Regions from separate parts of the Homo sapiens genome. Here region 1 is linked to region 2. The links are chromatin loops, found by intact Hi-C in ENCODE. Cell type or tissue: HepG2. All regions are shown on one strand. Each heading gives the region's core, and the rest is flanking DNA. Links, peaks and the distances in the headings are about the cores only.

Region 1 (10,294 bases), core at 1,083-9,082, 260 kb before region 2:
CGGGCCACCATGCCTGGCTGATTTTTATATCTTTTAGTAGAGACAGGGTTTCACCATGTTGTCCAGGCTGGTCTTGAACTCCCGACCTCAGGTGATCCACCTGCCTGGGCTTCCCAAAGTGGTGAGATTACAGGCATGAGCCACCATGCCCTGCCTCAAATAAGATTACTTTTAAACCTTGTTAGAATGATTCAAAATTCATCTGAATAATAAACATTCAAGAAAGGTCAACATTTTGTTGAGAAAGCACTATGATGAGAGGGACTTGCCTCACAATGTTAAAATGCATGGTACTTTGCATTAATTAAAGTACTAGCTATAGCACAGAATAGGAATCTAGATCTGCAGAACAGAATAGTACCGGCCAAAACGCACTTCAGTGCATCTCATAGCTTAGTGAAGAAGTGGAGTATTTCAAATCAGAGGAGAAAGTTCAAAAAGGATTTGGGGACAAAATGAAACAATAAAAATAATGGAAAAAATATAGATGAATATCTACCGAAATAAGTTGGTAAATAAGTTGGGAAGAACTTTTAAAGCATGAAACCGAAGAAATAAATGTAGGTCAGTTTGACTACATAAAGTCTTAACACTGCTCTACAGCAGACAGATTAAGTTTGCTCACTTAATCCTATGCCTCCTTCGCCCTTGCCAGCCTCTTCCTAACTGTTGGGAGTGGCCATGAAATCGGTTCTGGCCAATAAGACATAAGCAAAGGTCGGCTGGTCTTGTCTCTTCCTCCACTCTTCTTCCTTCTGCCTGGAACACAGACCTGGTGGCTAGTTCTGCAGCGGCCATTTAATGATGATAAGGTAACAAATGGGAGGGGCTACGAGAGGACAGGGACGTGAGCTGTCACATTGTCAACTGTCTGAATCAGGTCCAACAGCTGCCTCTCTATGAGATGCTTGTTACATGAGATAATAAGTCCCCCTTAAGAGAGTGGAGCTGAGTTTTCTATTTCCTGAAGTTAAATTCATTCCTAACTGATTCTGAGCTTAAGGCAAAACACCATATTGCAGCAAAAGGCAAATAACAAAAATATTTGTACGATGGATCACAAAAGTTCATATCCTTATTCGTATAAGGACCTCTGTAAATAAGCAAGAAAGCTCTAGATATCCCATTGTTTAAAAAGGGGGCAAAGATTATGAATAGGAAGATTTTAAAAACAAGAAATTCGAGTGTCTAAGAAATTCATGAAAAAATTTCAACCTCATGACAAATTAAAACAATAGCCTAATGATTGATTCATCACCTATAAAACTGGCAAACACTGGAAAAATTACAGGATTATTTTCTGGAAAGCAATCTGGCAAAATGTATCAGAAGTTTTGGAATGTCCATGCCCTTTGAGAATCTGTGCAGGGAAATGGTTAAGGAGTTGCAAAGATTTGCTACAAGGATGTCTCCAACAATGCTGTTAATAATTGCAAAAGGATGGAAATGAAAGAAATATGCATGAGAGCTTTGTTAAATAAATTATAGGATTGCCCCCCATCAAAAATAATATGTAATTATGAACCTGCTGTCACAGAGGTATATTTGTTGATATACAAAGATGTTCATTATTCATTATTGAGTGAACAGCAAGTTGAACCCCACCCCAAAATAGAAACCTTTCTATTTTTGTTAATATGTATATTTGTATATTTCTGTGTGTGAAAAATGGCATGGAAGAAAATCTATCAAGGCATTAATGTTATCCCTGGGCTTGGCCCATATTTTCTGATGATTTCTGTTATAAACATGTATTACTTTTGAAATAAAATTATTCCTATAAAAATATTTCTTGGTAAATACGGAATTGAAACATGGGGAATTAGAATTGATTATTTAAAGGCATCAGGCTGAGATAAGCTGAGGTGTTTGTTTCACAGTAAGGATATCTAAACATTCCAAGCAATTCAAGCTTGTTCTTCTGCAAGGGAATTCATTGAGCACTCTTGATGTCTGCTTTGATGATGAGCTTTGGTGGCCTTTTCTGACGAGCGCATTTTGCTTCAGATAGTTTGATATACTCAATCCAGCCAAAGCCAAGTCCTCCAGCTCTCAGGATACTTCTGGGTTTTGTTTTGCTTTGGGTTTTCGTTTTGAGACAGGGTCTCCCTCTGTCGCCCAGGTTAGAGTACAGTGACACAACTTGGGCTCACTGCAACCTCCGCCTCCCAGGCTCAAGCAGTCCTCCCACCTCAGCCTCCCAAGTAGCTGGGACTACAGGCATGAGCCACCATACCTGGCTAATTTTTGTATTTTTTTTGTAGAGATGGGGTTTTGGCATATTGCCCAGGCTGAGGGTACTTCTGTTTTTAAGGTGACTTTGTATTTCTTTGTTATTATTCTGTCCTAGTGATTTGAAACTTAACTCTCAGAGAGTATCTTATTTCTCTTATTTCCAAGATTTTTGTGGGGAGGGAGGGATGAGAATATGCCTCATGATAGCCCCTAAATATTGGCTTAGAGACAAGTGTTGGATTCTCGTAGGCAGGTAATTAGTCTTTGCCTTAAGAGTAATGAGAAGGCAAATGACCAAGAACAATATGATCCTTTGGTAGCTCGATTCTGCCAACTCCTGTGCTAATGACTTCTAACTTACCATTTTTCACATTTCTGAATCCATCAAGCCATGAGCAAGAATTACATTTCCTTTGCTGTATTTCTCAATTTCACTGAAATACTAAATCCTAAAAATGATTATTTCCCTTATGGCAATTACCATCATGACCTTGCAAAAGCCACATGTGCCAGCTGGAACTTCTCCAGAATTTCTGTTTTAATGAAGGAAAATATTTTATTAAACTAAGAGCATGACTGATAGGAAAGTAGGATGCATGGGAAAATAGTGAAGTTTATTATCATTACATCTGTTGCCCGGGGCCCATCAGGAAATAGAAAACCCCTCAGCTGGTTCAGCGGAAGGTTCTTTGGTTTTTGTTTGTTTGTTTGTTTCCTAGATGGAGTCTCTCTCTGTCGCCCAGGCTGGAGTGCAATGGTGCGATCTCGGCTCACCACAACCTCTGCCTCCTGGGTTCAAGCGATTCTCATGTCTCAGCTTCCCAAGTAGCTGGGATTATAGGCACGCACCATCATGCCCGGCTAATTTTTGTATTTTTTAGTAGAGATGGGGTTTCACTATGTTGGCCAGGCTGGTCTAGAACTGCCGACCTCAAGTGATCTGACCATCTCGGCCTTCCAAAGTGCTGGGATTACAGGCGTGAGCCACCACACCTGGCCTGTTCAGCGGAAGGTTCTTCAACCAAGGGACTATCACTAGGGATGTGGGCAGGGAGCTGATGAAAGGCTGGGGCATTCGGATACTAGCAACAGTGGGAAGCTGTTACAAACCCTGGGCCTCAAGGGAGATGGGGTGGGAGCGTGGACGTTTTGAAATCCAGTGATCTGGCAGAGCCAGGAACTCCTGGAGGGATGTCACAAGTCCCAGAACCAGGCACCAAAAGTGTGAAGGGAACAGGGAAACAATGCCCAGCTTCCTGCCCTAGGATGTCCTCTGGTGCCTCCCATTGACCCAGTCTTAGCAGAAAGCAGCTGAAAAGGACCCCACAGGAGTTCTTTGGAGCAGAGAAAGGCCAAGAGGGTAAAGAATGGATGTGAGGGCACAGGTGGAGAATGACCAGCTTGCTCTCTGACGGAATGTTTTGTCCTTGAAAAGAGATAACACTTCAAGTAAAATTTTGGCAATGCTTAGCTGTGCTTCCTCAAGGTTCAGCTGTGTGGTTTCAGGACCTTATAATTTTCAAAAGATAATGAAAAAAATCAGGTTCAGTGGAATCCCAAAGAAACATATTGTTAGGGACTAATAAATGTTTGTGTCCCTTCAAAATTCTTATGTTGAAACCCTTAATTCCCAATGTGGTGGTATTTGGAGGTGAGGCCTATGGGAGGTAATTAGTTTTACATGAAATCATGACAGTGAGGCCCCCACAATGGGATTAGTGTCCTTTTAAGAAGAAACACCAGAGAGCATGCTTTCTTTCTCTAAATGTGAAGGCACAGCAAGAAGGTGGCTGTCTGCAAGTCAGGAAGCGAGCCCTCACCAGAAATCAACAGTGCTGGCACCCTGATCTCAGACATCCAGCCTCCAGAACTATGAGAAATAAATTTCTGTTGTTGAAGCAACCTCGCCTATGGCATTTTGTTATGGCAGCCCAAACTAAGATACATACCTACAATGAAACATGCATATGTTGAAGGCAGTACTTGCCATCATTTATCAAGCACATGCTTGGTGCTAGGCACTGTGCAAAGTGCTTTATCTGCCCAGAGTCATTTAATCTCCACACCTGTGGGGTAGATACTGTGACCCCATTTGACACAGGAAGAAACTGTTGTCCAAGGAATTGTTCATCCATCCTCCAAAGTCACATAACTAGCCAGGGTGGAAGCTTTCTGTCTCTAGAGGGCAGGCTGTTGTCACTGGTGATAGTTGCTGCCACAAACTGGGACCCTCTGTTCAAATGCCCAGAGTGGAGGGGGCAGCTGCTGTCCCCAGTCACAGGAGGGCTGGGACAGGTGGTTTGGGGGACAGGCGGTTTGGAGGTTGGGCAGTTTGGGGGTCAGGCAGTTTGTGGGTTAGGCAGATTGCTTGCCTGTTGTCTAGCTTCTCTCACCAGGATGACAGTAGGAACCTGGCCAGTCTTGTTCATCACTGTATCCACACAGCTTGGCATGTAGCAGGTGCTCAGTAATGTTTGTGAAGTGAATACATGACCCCACCAGATAGAATCAATGTTTGTAACTTACATTGTTTTCACCTGATGACTTTGTGGTTGTGCAAAAATCACCTTTAGCAAAGATAAATGTACTGAAATGTTTTTTTAAATCAGTGGTGTCGAAGTGTATCTGAGCACGGAAACCGGTTGAAACTAGTTGCCACTTCCAATCTGGATCACTAACGTGAGCAGCCCAGCAGGGCAGGTGTGGGAAGTGACACTGCGTGTGGGCTGGCATCATCAGTGTGGTCATAGAGCCTCAGTGCCACAGCTGACATGTGTGCAGAACCTATCTGATGCCATTTAAATATTTTTTGGTTTCTGTTAATTTCATTTTTATTTTTTGTAGAGATGGGATCACACTATGTTGCCCAGGCTGGTCTCAAACTCCTGGGCCTGAAGCAATCCTCCCGTCTCAGCCTCCTAAAGTGCTGGGATTACAGGCATCAGCCACCACATGCAGTCATCATTTAAATGTCTGTGAGAGCCGTGGCTTGGCTATATAGGAAGATGAAAAGAGTTCAAAGTCAAAACAGCAGTGACAGAAGCTGGGCACGTTGGCTCGTGCCTGTAATCCCAGCACTTTGGTAGGCCAAGGTGGGCGGATCACGAGGTCAGGAGCTCAAGACCAGCCTGGCCAATATGGTGAAACCCCGTCTCTACTAAAAATACAAAAATTAGCCGGGCGTGTTGGTGCATGCCTGTAGTCCCAGCTACTCGGGAGGCTGAGGCAGAAGAATTGCTTGAACCCAAGAGGTGGAGGTTGCAGTGAGCCGAGATTGTGCCACTATACTCCACACTCCAGCCTGGGTGACCGAGCGAGACTCCATCTCAAAACAAACAAACAAACAAACAAACAGACAAACAAAACAGTAGTGACAGAATAGAGAAGTTTAACTGAAACCTTGGTTGAGGAGATGGTTTCCATGTTCCACATCAGGCAGCAATGTTGAAAGAAGTTTGAATATCCCTGATGAATATCGATGCAAAAATCTTCAATAAAATACTGGCAAACCAAATCCAACGGCACATCAAAAAGCTTATCCACCACAATCAAGTTGGCTTCATCCCTGGGATGCAAGGCTGGTTCAACATATGCAAATCAATAAATGTAATCCATCATATAAACAGAACCAAAGACAAAAACCACATGATTATCTCAACAGATGCAGAAAAGGCCTTCGACCAAATTCAACAGCCCTTCATGCTAAAAACTCTCAATAAACTAGGTATTGATGGGACGTATCTCAAAATAATAAGAGCTATTTATGACAAACCCACACCCAATATCATACTGAATGGGCAAAAACTGGAAGCATTCCCTTCGAAAACTGGCACAAGACAGGGATGCCCTCTGTCACCACTCCTGTTCAACATAGTGTTGGAAGTTTTGGCAAGGGCAACTGGGCAAGAGAAAGAAATAAAGGGTATTCAATTAGGAAAAGAGGAAGTCAAGTTGTCCGTGTTTGCAGTTGACATGATTGTATATTTAGAAAACCCCATTGTCTCAGCCCAAAATCTCCTTAAGCTGATAAGCAACTTCAGCAAAGTCTCAGGATACCAAATTAATGTGCAAAAATCACAAGCATTCCTATACACCAATAACAGACAGAGAGCCAAATCATGAGTGAACTCCCATTCACAATTGCTTCAAAGAGAATAAAATACCTAGGAATCCAACTTACAATGGATGTGAAGGACCTCTTCAAGGAGAACTACAAATCACTGCTCAATGAGATAAAAGAGGACGCAAACAAATGGAAGAACATTCCATGCTCATGGATAGGAAGAATCAATATTGTGAAAACGGCCATACTGCCCAAGGTAATTTATAGATTCAATGCCATCCCCATCAAGCTACTAATGACTTTCCTCACAGAATTGGAAAAAGCTACTTTAAGCTTCATATGGAACAGAAAAAGAGCCCGCATTGCCAAGACAATCCTAAGCCAAAAGAACAAAGCTGGAGGCATCATGCTATCTGACTTCAAACTATGCTACAAGGCTACAGTAACCAAAACAGCATGTTACTGGTACCAAAACAGAGATATAGACCAATGGAACAGAATAAAGCCCTTGGAAATAATACCACACATCTACAACCATCTGATCTTTGACAAACCTGACAAAAACAAGAAATGGGGAAAGGATTCCCTATTTAGTAAATGGTGCTGGGAAAACAGGCTAGCCATATGTAGAAAGCTGAAACTGGATCCCTTCCTTACACCTTATACAAAAATTAATCCAAGATGGATTAAAGACTTAAATGTTAGACCTAAAACCATAAAAACCCTAGAAGAAAACCTAGGCAATACTGTTCATGACATAGGCATGGGCAAGGACTTCATGACTAAAACACCAAAAGCAATGGCAACAAAAGCCAAAATTGACAAATGGGATCTAATTTAGCTAAAGAGCTTCTGCACAGCAAAAGAAACTACCATCAGAGTGAACAGGCAATCTACAGCATGGGAGAAAATTTTTACAATCTACCCATCTGACAAAGGGCTAATATCCAGAATCTACAAAGAACTTAAACAAATTTACAAGAAAAAATCAAACAACCCCATCAAAAAGTGGGCAAAGGATATGAGCAGACACTTCTCAAAAGAAAACATTTATGCAGCCAATAGACACATGAAAAAATGCTCACCATCACTGACCATCAGAGAAATGCAAATCAAAACCACAGTAAGATACCATCTCACGCCAGTTAGAATGGTGATCAATACAAAGTCAGGAAACAACAGGTGCTGGAGAGGATGTGGAGAAATAGGAACACTTTTACATTGTTGGTGGGACTATAAACTAGTTAAACCATTTTGGAAGACAGTGTGGTGATTCCTCAAGGATCTAGACTAGAAATACCATTTGACCCAGCCATCCCGTTACTGGGCATATACCCAAAGGATTATAACTCATGCTGCTATAAAGACACATGCACACGTATGTTTATTGCGGCACTATTCACAATAGCAAAGACTTGGAACCAACCCAAATGTCAATCAGTGATAGACTGGATTAAGAAAATGTGGCACATATACACCATGGAATACTATGCAGCCATAAAAAATGATGAGTTCATGTCCTTTGTAGGGACATGGATGAAGCTAGAAACCATCATCCTGAGCAAACTATCTCAAGGACAGAAAACCAAACACTGCATGTTCTCACTCAAAGGTGGGAATTGAACAATGAGAACACTTGGACACAGGGTGGGGAACATCACACGCCAGGGCCTGTTGTGGGGTAGGAGGAGTGGGGAGGGATAGCATTAGGAGATATACCTAATGTAAATGACCAGTTAACGGGTGCAGCACACCAACATGACACATGTATACATATGTAGCAAACTTGCACGTTGTGCACATGTACTCTAGAACTTAAAGTATAATAATAATTAAAAAAAGAAGTTTGAAAGATTAGATAATGCTGTCACTTGAACCCAGGTGTCATGAGCTTTAAGATTAACAACACCTTCTGTAAGGTAAGGACTTATTTTCCTATATGGTCAGACTACAAGAAAAGCTCACTGGTCCATTAGTAGCAGTAGTAGTAGTAGTAGCAGCAGCAGCAGCAGCAGTAGTAGTAGTAATAGTAGTAGTACTAGCAGCAGTAGTAGTTTTTTACCATTGATCTGAATTTTTTTTCTTTACATAAAGAAAACCTGAACCCATGACATCATTTCAAAAACAAAAACCAAAGGCCGGGCGCAGTAGCTCGTGCCTGTAATCCCAGCAATTTGTGGGGCTGAGGCAGGAGAATTGCTTGAGCCCAAGAGTTTGAGATCAGTCTGGACAACATGGTGAAAACCTGTTTTTACAAAAAATACAATTGGCTGGGCATGATGGTGAGTGCCTGTGGTCCCAGCTACTCAGGAGGCCAAGGTCAGAGAATCGCTTGAGCCCAAGAGGTTAAGGCTACAGTGAGCTATGATCATGCCATTACATTCCAGCCTATGTGACAGAGTGAGACTCTGTCTCAAACAAAGACAAAGCAAAACAAAAAGCGGGTGGACAACTTGCACATTCCTGTCCAAATGCCAAGTCTCCTGCAGTACTGCGTTCTGAGCCTGGTGAAGGTAAGTACAGGAAGTAAAATGCTCTGGAAACTGACAGAACTAAGGAAGCGATACAAATGCTGGGAGAGAACAGACATGCTGTAGTTAATTCCAGGTGCCTTAATGAGAAACAAGTGAGATCAGTTCATGGGCAGGTCTTAGAAACAGAGAACAGAGAAGCTGAGTTCAGCTGAATGAAGTATCTGTCCACATCCTAGGCACGTGCCTCTCACTGCCCCACCACTCTGGGCTTCTTGGAGTCAACATACTTCCTCAGCACAAGACTTTTTAGAATTCTTTTTAAATTCTTTTTAAATTAAAATTGTATATACATATGGTATACAACATGATATTTCTGATATATGTATATGTTGTGGAATGATTAAATCAAGCTACTTAATTTGTGCATTGCCTTACATACTTAGCATTTTTTGTATTAAGAACACTTAAAAATCTCTCTTAGCAATTTTCAAGTGTAAAATATATTATTATTAACTATAGTTACCATGATGTACAATAGATCTTTTGAACATTCCTCCTGTCTACCTGGAATTTTTTATCCTTTGACCAACGTCTCTCCAATCCCTCCTCCCCCCAGCCCTAGCTTTTTAGTTTGATATAATCCTATTTGTTTATTGTTGCTTGTGTTTTTGGGGTCATATCCAAAAAATCGTTGCTCAGACCAATGTCATAGAGATTTTCTCCTAGGTTTTCTTCTGGCAGTTTTACAGTTTCACTTGTTACATTGAAGTCTTTAAACCATTTTGAGTTTGTTTTTGTATATGATGTGAGATGAGGATCTAATTTCATTCTTCTGCACGTGGGTAACCAGTTTTCCCAACACCACTTATTGAAGAGACTGTCCTTTCCCCATTGTGTGCTCCTGACATTTTTGTCAAAAATCAATTGGGATGTGCCTGACACTGGTCAGTTTTGGCTGTAGGTAGGGTTGCCTGGGACAAGTGCAGGCTCAGAGCTGGAGTCTCATGTAGGACTTGGCTGCCTGGCCAATAAGTGATTTGAACACCTTGAGAAGACAATCCAGGTTTTTTGGGGATAATGAAATTGTTCTTTCCATTGGGTGAACCGTAGTTCTAGCCCTATAAAAGTTTAGAATTAGAAATGGAGATGCTGAAGTAAACCAAACTATGCTATTTATACCTTTGTATAAAGTTCAAGAAATCATTGAGACAATCTGAGTGTACGTAGATTTTAAGTGTTCGTAATAAGAGGATTGGGCACATTAGAACAAAGACAGCCCTGCTTGTGATTCCACTTAAAATGCATAATTAAGTAATTACACATTTTGATTTCAGACATGATTTTAGATTGAGTTTAAAATTTGATTAGACCAGGCGCTGTGGCTCCTGCCTGTAATCCCAGCAGTTTGGGAGGCCAACGGGAGGTGATCATTTGAGGTCAGGAATTCGAGACCAGCTTGGCCAACATAGTGAGACCTCTTCTCTACTAAAAATACAAAAATTAGCCAGGTGTGGTGGTGCGC
Region 2 (10,294 bases), core at 1,531-9,530:
GAAATGATTTTCAAAATATACATTTAATGATTTTTTAAAATGTATTTTTTACAATCTGGTTTCTCCCCCTCCCATTCTATACTTGGCATTTTTGAGGTAGCCAATGGGCAAAGTGAAGGGACCCTGGAGCTGGATTTGGAGTCCAGCATTCCAGGAGAGCGAATTAGGGTGGTGTGTTAATGAGGGCAAGGCTAGCAGTAACAAGTAACACCCTAGCCTTTCCAGGTTTAAGGCAGGAGTCTGGTGCTCACAGACCTGTGCAGGCGGGAAGAGGTCAGGGTGGCCCTCCTCTGTGCAGTCAGGCGACTCCCCAGCTGTGTCTCCCAAGATGGCCTGGGGCCTCTCCTGCCGCCTACAGGGAGGGGAGGGGGAAGGAGGAAAAGGGCGGGGCTCCACAGGGAGGGCCTGGCTGGGTGGGGCCATGTGTGCTGTGCTCCATTGGCCAGAGCTCAGTCACGTGGCCCCTGCACGTGTGCAACGAAGGAGGCCGGGGTCCCAGCGGAGGGTGAGTCCCAGAGCCCCAGCCTGGGTAAACCGTGGGCACCGGGGGCCCTGCCAGCCGCTGTGCCTGCTGCCCTGGAGCTTACACTCCAGGCGGACGGGTCCCGCCGAGGCAGAGGGAGGCTCTGAAGGTGTGCGCTCTTTCTCTTCTTTTCTCCACAGATATCGCAAACGGCACCAGTTCAGGGGGGTACCGCCCGCCTCCCAGAACCAAAGAAGTCATCATCAATGGCCAGACCGTGAAACTTAAATACTGTTTCACCTGCAAGATTTTCCGGCCCCCTCGCGCCTCCCATTGCAGCCTTTGTGATAACTGCGTAGGTGAGTAGTGCCTGGGCGGAGCCTGGCGGGAGCCCGGGTCCTCCGGGTGGGTTTGCGCCTCTCCAACCCTGCGCCACGGAACACTCAGTAATGGTTAATATTTCAGCGCATTTGCATGTTGCCACTGATTGAGTTCACCGGGCCTAGAGTCACCAAATATCTTTTTTATTCTCTTTACACCCTGCACCGCCCTTGGCTGCGAGGGCCTCCCCCAGCACAGGCACGAGAATGGGGTCCTCTGTCTCCCCAGGCTGCCAGGTCAGCAGGCACGTGAAATAAAATCATGTCTCCCCCAGGCCTCTCGATTGCCACAGGTCTGGCCACACACCTACGGGAGGCACCCTTGTGCAGTTGTTTGTCCCAGCTCCTCAGAGGGGCTGGGGGCGTTTAATCCCCACTCCTTCTGGGGACAGGAAAAGAGGCAGGATCCGGGAGACCTCTCCTCCAGGGGCTGGAGTTAGGATCTGTATTCTTCCCGGAGACGACGAAGGCCTCCCCTCTCTGCCTCCCAACTTCCGCCAGGACAGGCTAGGGAAACAGGCAGAGGGAACTGAGAGCTCAGAGGTCTGCAGCTGTAAGGCTGGGCCCTACCACCGGCCCAGCATGGGCCTTCTGCAAGTGACCCGGGCCCAGCCCCTGGGATTATTTGGCAAGCGCCTGTTGTCACTGCAGACTGAGAGCTGCTCCCCACACCCACAGACCCTCTTCTCTCTGTGGCTGGAGCTGCCTAGAGATGAGGTTGGCAAGGAGATGGCAGAACACCCAAGTGACAGGAAGGGAAGCAAGGAGAGGACAAAAGCTTTGCCCCAGTGGGGAAGACTCATGGCCTGCCTCTAGCGGAAGTGACCAGGGGTATTCCTGGGAGAATAAGCAATGGAAACCCTGTTACCTCGTAACTGAAAGGATAGGAGTGCACCTCAGAACAAACCTAGCTTCCCTTAGTAACACAGCATTGATTGCCAGCACTCTTCGTGAGTCTTAGAATTTGTAGTCTCAATTCTTCTTGAGAAAAATAACATTTTATAATGTACGTCCTGCTGTGCAAAGCAGTCTTCCGTTTGTCTTAAATTAACTTTACCCTAACTTTAATAATCTACAGTTTGCCACAAAGCTCATGTTTTCTCTATCAGGCCTCGTCTTGGTTTTCTTAACATAGATAAATTACTTTCAGCCTTGCCTCCCCAACAGAACAGTATGGAATGGGTTCTGCTTCTCCCATGTAGGAAGTAGCTGATGGTTAAGAGCATGGGATCTGGCACTGCATGGCCTGGGTTCAAATACCAGCTGCGTGACAGGCAAGGTACTGAAACGCTGTGTGCCTCAGTTTCGTCATCTCTGCGGTGGGGTTGATAACTGCCTGCCGCATGGGATAGTGGAGAGAATAAATGAATGAACAGGTGGAAAGTGCCTGGCATGTAGCAGACGCTCTGTGATTGTTAGCTGCTAGTGCTCTTGTTACTCCTCCTCTCTTGATAGTTTTGATTGGCTTTCTCTGGACAATGTCTTGACCTTCCGTAGATGCAGTGGCCAAAACTACACCTAGTTCTCCATGTGGGGGCACACCAGGGTTTCTACAAGGTTTCTACAAGGGACTCTACAAATCAGCCTTTGTTTGATTACCAGTACCCTTCCTGGTGACACCAGCCCCAGTGTCCATTCCACACCTATCTTGGGGACAATTTAAGCTGAAGGAGCACAGCATCTTAAATATCTCTGGGGGAACCGTCTACCTGTAGGAGTTCTCAACACCCTTTCTTGGGTTGTAATTTTGACCTCCAGGCCTGTGATGGGACAGTGTGTGTCTTACACTTGTGCACATAAACTCTTCTGTCATTCTGCATGCCTTCTCCTGGAGGTCTAATGCCTTATTCTAGACTATATTTTGGTAGGTAGGGTGTTGTTATCTGTAAAACTAAAGGTCTTACTGGGCACTTCCTTCTCTTTATCATTTATAAAACTTTTTATTCATTTCTAAACACACCCAATTTGTCCACTCATTTATCCTCTGTTTCTTGTCTCTAGGCTAGATTTTTTTTTTTTTTTTTTTTTTTTTTTTTTTTTTTTGTGATGGAGTCTTGCTCTGTCGTCCAGGCTGGAGTGCAGTGGCATGATCTCAGCTCATTGCAACCTCCACCTCCCGGATTCAAACAATTCTCCTGCCCCAGCCTCCCGAGTAGCTGGACTACAGGCGTATGTCACCCTGCCCAGCTAATTTTTTTGTATTTTTCTTAGAGACGAGGTTTCACCATGTTGGCCAGGCTGGTCTTGAACTGGCCTCAAGTGATCCACCTGCCTCGGCCTCCTGAAGTGCTGGGATTACAGATGTGAGCCACTGCTCCCGGCCTAGGCTAGATTTTTAATCACAGTCAAAATTTTCTTCTCAATCTACTGTGACTTACTATTTTAAAATTCCTTTTGGATTATTATCAGACACTGCTCTGAAAGTTCATATAATCACATTTGTTCCCTCCCATTGCCCACAGGTGTATGTGTCCCTTAAAGAACCCTGATGAATGAGATGTAAAAGCCCCTTATCACAGCTGTGCCTTTCCCCAGTGACGGTGTACTTCTGCATGTGTGAGTGTTTCCAGTATGATCCTCTCCTGTGCACTCTACCAGCCGTGAACCTAGGAGCCACCAGGCTATAATAGGCCAGGAGCCAGGCCTCCACCTTTCTGGTAAATCAAAGTCACGGTGGCCACCCAGTATCCACAACCGAACATGGTGGTGGTCTATGTATGGGAGACCCAGAACAGGAAAGAGAAAGGGAAAGGAGAGGAAGTGGGGAAGTTTGGGGCAGGATCTAGAGGAGGAAGACTGGAACCCAGGAGCACACCGCAAGCCGCGGCCTCTGAGTGGTGCTCAGGGCCAGCTCCGTGGGGGACAGGTGAAGAAGTAGCATATGAGTGATCTAAAATAAAGCTGCCCACAGGGCTCCTCAAAACACCACCCAGTGATTGAAAACTGCATAGCTTCGGTTTTCCGGTTAATTATGGGACACTGGGGCCTTTGGTTGACTGATGAGCAGGACAGTAGTTTGGACATTCTGCATTCAGGAAAATAGAGTGGAAGGCAAATGTCTCCCACTGAGAAGTGTAATTGCAGAGTTGGCCATGATCTTATTTTTAGATGGAAAGTTTTCACTGAAAGAATTCTTTTTGCAGCAAGAGAAGTAGCACAGTGGTATGCTGAAAGCTGAGGTGGGAACTTGTGGCTTCCCTTACCTTGTAACGAGCAGGTTTGAGCTGGTCCTTCCCAAGCACAGTAAATAAATGTCACTTTGCATGGGAGAGGAGAGAGGAAAAATGCAGCTTCCCAGGCCGTTCAGAAGAGCAGTTTTCTTTGTTAAATAAGTTTGAAAGTCATAGGGGCCTTTTTAGTTGAGGACTGAGAAAGAGCTTTCTCTGGTCAAATATAGAGTTAGTTGGCAGGCCCCAGTGGTTGGGGACCTGGCTCTGAGAACACACAGGCCAGGGCTGAATCCTGGTCCTCTCATTGAGTAATACTGGAACCTGGCAAGTTGTCTGAACGCTCCCAGCTGTTACCACATCTGTAAAATGGATGTGATCCTAGTGCTACCCCCTCGGTTTCTTTTGAAGATTAACTGAGATAGTGCCCACCACAGCACCCAGCACAGACAGACCTGCGGCACACTGAGGGGCCAGTAAGCGCGTGGCTCTGGCCATTGATGGTCTCATCAGTGATGGGAATGCCACCATCGGTGCTCCCAAGTAACTGATTACAACAAGAAGCGTCTTCACAAAGTAGTAGGAATCGCCTTGTTTCTCTGTAATCTGGAAGGATTTAGATGATCTGCCGTGATCGACGTGAATGTATTTTCTGTCTCTCTCTGACTTTGTCCCTGCTGCCTGTTTCCGTCTGTCTCTTTCTCTGAATCCTTGACTGTCTCTCTGGTTCTCTGTGAGTCTTGCCATCGCGTTCCTTCTGCACACGTGGAACGCAGCATTTCGGGTTGTTTATTTATCCAGGCGGGCTTTGAGGTTACGGAATATTTTTAAACAACCAACAGCTGGGGCCAGGGAGCCACCTCTTCTCTCTCGGATCCTCATATCCCTCAAATCATTAAAGCGAGAGAAACTGAAGGAGCTGAAGAGGCAAAGCATGGGCCTGTGAGACCCTCTCGGGCTCACTATGTATGTTTTAAAGCCCCAGGTGCATGCTGCCCTCGTTTTTCTGATGGGGTAGGCCCTATGAGGGATGTCTGTCGTTTGGTGGGCCCTAGTCCAGCGTCGGAATTGCCAGCAGCTTTCGCTGGAATGCGTATTTTTAGTACAGCCTAAACCTGTAATAAAAAGGGATTTACATGTACTAGATTTTAATCACATACTGTGGACAAACTAATAAGAAAGTTTGCTAGACAGTAAGATGAAACACTGCCAGCATTTTTGCAAACCGGTTATACAAGAGTCTGCCTAACTCTGGCCAGACCCAGGCAGCTTAGTCTAGAGGTTCAGAGGTGGCCTCTGGAGGCAGCTGCAGCCTGGGTCCCAGCCCTGCTGTCCTGTGTGGGCACTGGGACTGTCTCTGCACCTGAGATGCCACATCTGGAAGGGCTGTGAAGACGAAGGAAGTAGTACATGGAGCCCTCAGGCCATGCCAGCCCCTGGGGGGCACCGAGCAGACCAGCCTCCTCCCACATCCAGGACATGGCCTGGTCCCTTGTTTTCTGTCCTGTCATTTTTGGTGTGGGTGCCACAAAGAACCTCCAGGCGCCCTCTGCAGGGACTCAGTGTCCAGTCGCTTTTATTTCTGGCAGGGCTTTCCCCTGCCTCTTTTAAATCCTTACAGGCTCTCTTTCTCATTCCCTCGCCTCTTTTTGGCTGTGCTCTTCCTCTCCCGGGCACTTGACTGCATCTTACTGCACACTCTGCCTTCTGTCCCACAGTGTCTGCCCCTTGTTGCTCTCACTGCTTCCTCTGTGTGTGAGTCTGAACTCAGACTGCAGATACCTTGTGTGTTGCATACACTCTGCTGTGCGCTGCCCTCAGGAACCCAGCCACTGCTTCACAGTTGTACATTAAGAGTTTGGACATGGCAGAGATTCGGCCCTGCAGCTGCCTTCTGGTGTGGATTAGCACTTGGGAATGCCTTTGTAACTATTTGGGTATGATGAGGGGGCTATTAGTTTCTCATAGGAAAGCAGGTCATTGGAGGGGAGTGGAGGGAGCTGAGATTCGTATCCTTGTTGGAACCAAAACAAACAGGACTTTACTGATTCTCCTGGTTTCCGCTATCTCTTCATTTCACCAACATTGAATAAGCATCTATGTGTTAAGTGCTGTGACAATAACTAAGTATGTGAAAATATGAGCCAGTCCCCAGGGATCATTATTAAGAGCAGACCAAGGAGAACTCAAGGCAGACAGTATTGTATTTATCATATTACACAGGTTAAAGAGTAATTTTATATTGGTTAAGAGTAGAATTAAATTACCAACATTTATGCACCAAATAACATTGCATCAAAATATATAAAGTAAAGGTTGTTAGAAAATGCAAAGGTAATTTGTTACATAATGCTAGTGAGAAATAATAGCATACATCTGTTTTTCATGGCTCAGGTCAACAAACTGTAAGTAGAGTATGCCAGTGTATAAGTATAATAAATGTATGTTGAACTTCGTTTTTACAAAGTGTACTTACCATGTTCAACCATTCATGGAACATTTACAAAAATTAATCATATTAAGCCCAAAACACTTTCCAGCGTTCTAAAGGCAGATATCACACTGAAAATGTCATCTGATGAAACAATAAAACTAGAAATGAATCACAAAGATAGAAATGTACAAACATACCTAATTGTAATGCTTTTAAAAAAAACTTTAAAAAACTTTTATAAATCTTTGTAAAGAAGCTTTTTAAAGAGGCTTTTCATAAATCTTGGGTGACAGAAACTTCAAAACTGCAGTTGTAAAATATTTAGAAAATGGCAGTAAGAACAATGCAAAAGAAAACCATGCCATTCAGAATTCTACATTTTAAACATGAGAAATAGTTAATCTAAGCAGAAGAGGAATGAACCAGAAGACTGTCGGGTTGCCGGTAGAATCAACAAGGAGGCTGGAGAATGAGGCTCAGAAACCAGGAACAGTGGAGGAGGCTGGGCAGCCCCGCACGGCCAGTTGCATCTGCAGCAGGATGTTGCAGGAGGCAAGTACCACAGGTAGGACGTTTGCGGCACCACCACTGAGTTCCCTCTGCTGCAGCTCTCGACGAAACTCTGACTGTCTTCAAAGACCACAACTCCGGATTCAGACACCTGGGTGGGAGCCCTTGGCCTGTTTTGTTTCCACGCCCAAGCAGACAGCCAGGCGAAGGTGGCGACTGCCCCACACTCAGCATCTATAATGAGGATGGGAGGATGGGGCCCTGCCTCCCACCTATTTTGGGGTTCTCCCCAAACAGGAAGTTTACTTTAATGGTGGATGGCCAATGAAATAAAATACTTTAAAAAGTCTAGTACAAAAAATAAACTGAACTTAGAAGCAAATAAATGAACAAAGCATCCATCTCCAGAAGGCAGAAAAAGAGCAGCAAATAAACTTAAGGGAAACCATAAGAAAACAATGACTTAGAAAACAGCAACCAATAGGTTGCCAAATCTAATTCTTTGGAGAACAACCAACCAAGGCATTAACGTCTGGTAAGACAAAGAAATTAACAAAGTGCAAGTAACAGATTCAAATGAAACAAATATAGGTGAGATGGTTTTCTATAATTATTGAGAAATATATTATTTTGCCGTTGTGTTAACTCTATGCCAATTGATTTGAAAAATCTCAGTGAAACATGATTGTATAGGAAAATGGGCCAAGGAGTGAGTAGAAAACTGGAATTGATTACTAGCCATGAAAAACTGAAAAGTTTTATGAAGAACCATGTGAGAAAGGTGCTGGGCCCAGACAGCTTACTTCCTATGTTCTGAGTAGTGTCTGAGAGCTTCGGAAAGGTTGAATGGTTTTTCAGTTCATTTCACCAAAATAGTATAACCCTAACACCAAAACCTTACAAAAATAACATGCAGAATAAAACCCCCACCCTTATTTATAAACATTACAACAAGCCAACGTGAAGACATAGCAAACTTAATCTACCAGTATAATAAAGAATTAGTCATGACATGGAAGGATGTATTCCAGGAATGTGATTTTTTAATGTTAATAAAACTATTAGTATATCAATAGGTCAAAAGATAAAAGGTATATGTGATCATGATAATAGATAATAAAAAGGGATTTGATAAAATGCGACATTTGTTTTGTATTTTTTGTGACAGTCTTGCTCTGTCACCCAGGCTGGAGTGCAGCTCACTGCAACCTCCGCCTCCCAGATTCAAGTGATTCTCCTGCCTCAGCCTCCCGAGTAGCTGGGATTACAGGTGTGCACCACCACGCCTGGCTAATTTTTGTGTTTTTAGTAAAGATGGGGTTTCATTATGTTGGCCAGGCTGGTCTTGAACTACTGACCTCAAGTGATTGGCCCACCTTGACATCCCAAAGTGTTGGGATTACAGGCGTGAGCCACCGCACCTGGCCAAGACATTCATTTGTAGCTATAGAACTCAGTGTATCCAGATTGGAAGGTGTGGTAGGCAGAATTCTGGCCCCCATGACTGCCCCTTCCCCTCACACCCCCCGGGTTGCTCCAATGGTTATGTCACGTTGCTTGGCAAAAGGGACTTTGTAGATGTCATAAAAGGTGACTAATCAGCTGACTTGAGAGAGTTTATCCTGGATTATCCAAGGGGCCCAGTGTAATTCCAAGAGCCCTCAAGAGCAGAGCTGGAGAGATGCCGCGCAGGAGGCCTGGGTGCCGTTTCGGAGCAGGATGGAAGGCGGTGAATCCCGCCTCCAGCATGGAGCTCGGGAGAGGCCCTGACTGCAGATGGAGAGGCTGCCCTGGCCGCAGCGCACGGGGCTCCTGACCCACAAAAATCGCGAGATAATGAGTTCATGTTGTTTGAAAGTCCGTCATTTCTGGTAATTTGCTATATAAAACTATTGCTATACGATTAAAAACTAATACAGAAGAATATTTCTTTAACATTATGTTAAAAAGGAAAAAAGCTAACATTTTCTTTATAGCAAAACACTGCCATGATTTACATTAAAATTAGGAACAAATTAGGATGTCTAGTATCATTACTAATATTTTACAATATCTTTTCTAATTAATGTGGTAATGTAGGAAAATAAACACAAATATATAACTATCAAAAAAGAAGAAACAAAATCACCATATTTTGTAGCTGACAAGAGCAATAATAACAGTACCAACAAACATTAGAACTAGTTTTTTTATGTTTAGTAGGTTTATCAGTTACCTAATAAATACATTAAAATAGCATACTATGTATCAGTTAGGAATTGTAATAAAAATCAAGACATGTACTCTCCACAAATTTATTTAAATTTAATGAATTATGAGTCGGGGGGCAAGATAAAATAGCTGTGAAATGTAATTAGAAGAATATACAAACAACAAACAATAACATTTCAAACCTAGAACGATGCAAGGAAACATGCACTATTTGATATTATGAGGTCCTGTGAAGTCCAAAGATGAGTTACAGAAAGTGACTTCAGGGCCCATGCACATGCTTTCTGTGTGTATGTGCATGTGTGTAAGTGATTTCTTCATTGCCCATTTTTGTATTTTCCACATCTCCAAAGTGACCATTAAAATGCACCATTCTTGGTAGGCAGCGTCTTCATTCTGGCTGGGGAAGGCAGAGATAAAGAATGCATTCAGGGCTGGGCGCGGTGGCTCACGCCTGTAATCCCAGCACTTTGGGAGGCCGAGGCGGGCAGATCACAAGGTCAAGAGATCAAGACCATCCTGGCCAATATGGTGAAACCGCGTCTCTACTAAAAATACAAAAATTGGCTGGGCATGGTAGCACACCCCTGTAATCCCAGCTACTAGGGAGGCTTAGGCAGGAGAATTGCTTGAACCCGGGAGGCTCGAGGTTGCAGTGAGCCAAGATTGTGCCACTGCACTCCAGCCTGGGGACAGAGCGAGATTCTGTCTCAAAAAAAAAAAAAAATGCATTCAGGCTGGTCATGGTGGCTTACGCCTGTAATCCCAGCACTTTGGGAGGTCAAGGTGGGCCAGTCACTTGAGGTCAGGTGTTCGAAACCAGCCTGGCCAACATGGTGAAACCCCGTCTCTACTAAAAATCCAAAAATTAGCACCTGTAATCCCAGCTACTAGGAAGGCTGAGGCAGGAGAATCGCTTGAACCTGGGAGGCAGAGGTTGCAGTGAGCCGAGATGGCACCACTGCACTCCAGCCTGGGCAACAGAGCAAGACTCCGTTTCAAAAAAAAAAAAAAAAAAACGCATTCAGTGCCACCGGGAGCTGTGTGCAGGTTCTGGGAGAGCGCAGATTCCCCAGTTTGTCCCTATGCTGAGTTGCCAAGGCTAAATAGGAGTTACAGTGTATAGACT

The links. Hi-C counts contacts between places; a loop is a spot of excess contacts. Peaks named below come from ENCODE experiments on the same cell type or tissue, not always from the same donor. Only the 100,000 strongest peaks of a DNase experiment are listed, where the experiment ranks them.
Region 1: it touches region 2 in a loop (23-fold over the local background); 20 of 110 quality-filtered maps call a loop at or near these places.

The regions. Positions count from the first base shown.
Region 1 is chr6:157,335,186-157,345,479 of GRCh38, forward strand. No RefSeq gene overlaps it. Among named protein-coding and RNA genes, the nearest start is that of TMEM242-DT, 17 kb to the left of the region's middle. In HepG2, for the core only: a CTCF peak has its summit at 4,415 (motif pointing right); a DNase peak (open chromatin) is centred at 8,706; H3K27me3 peaks cover 473 bases.
Region 2 is chr6:157,592,325-157,602,618 of GRCh38, forward strand. It overlaps ZDHHC14 (zDHHC palmitoyltransferase 14), which reads left to right. Exons shown (of 9, transcript NM_024630.3): 3 at 664-822. Among named protein-coding and RNA genes, the nearest start is that of MIR3692, 68 kb to the left of the region's middle. RefSeq lists enhancers at 871-1,372, 1,373-1,872. In HepG2, for the core only: CTCF peaks have their summits at 3,787 and 5,560 (motif pointing left); a DNase peak (open chromatin) is centred at 5,537.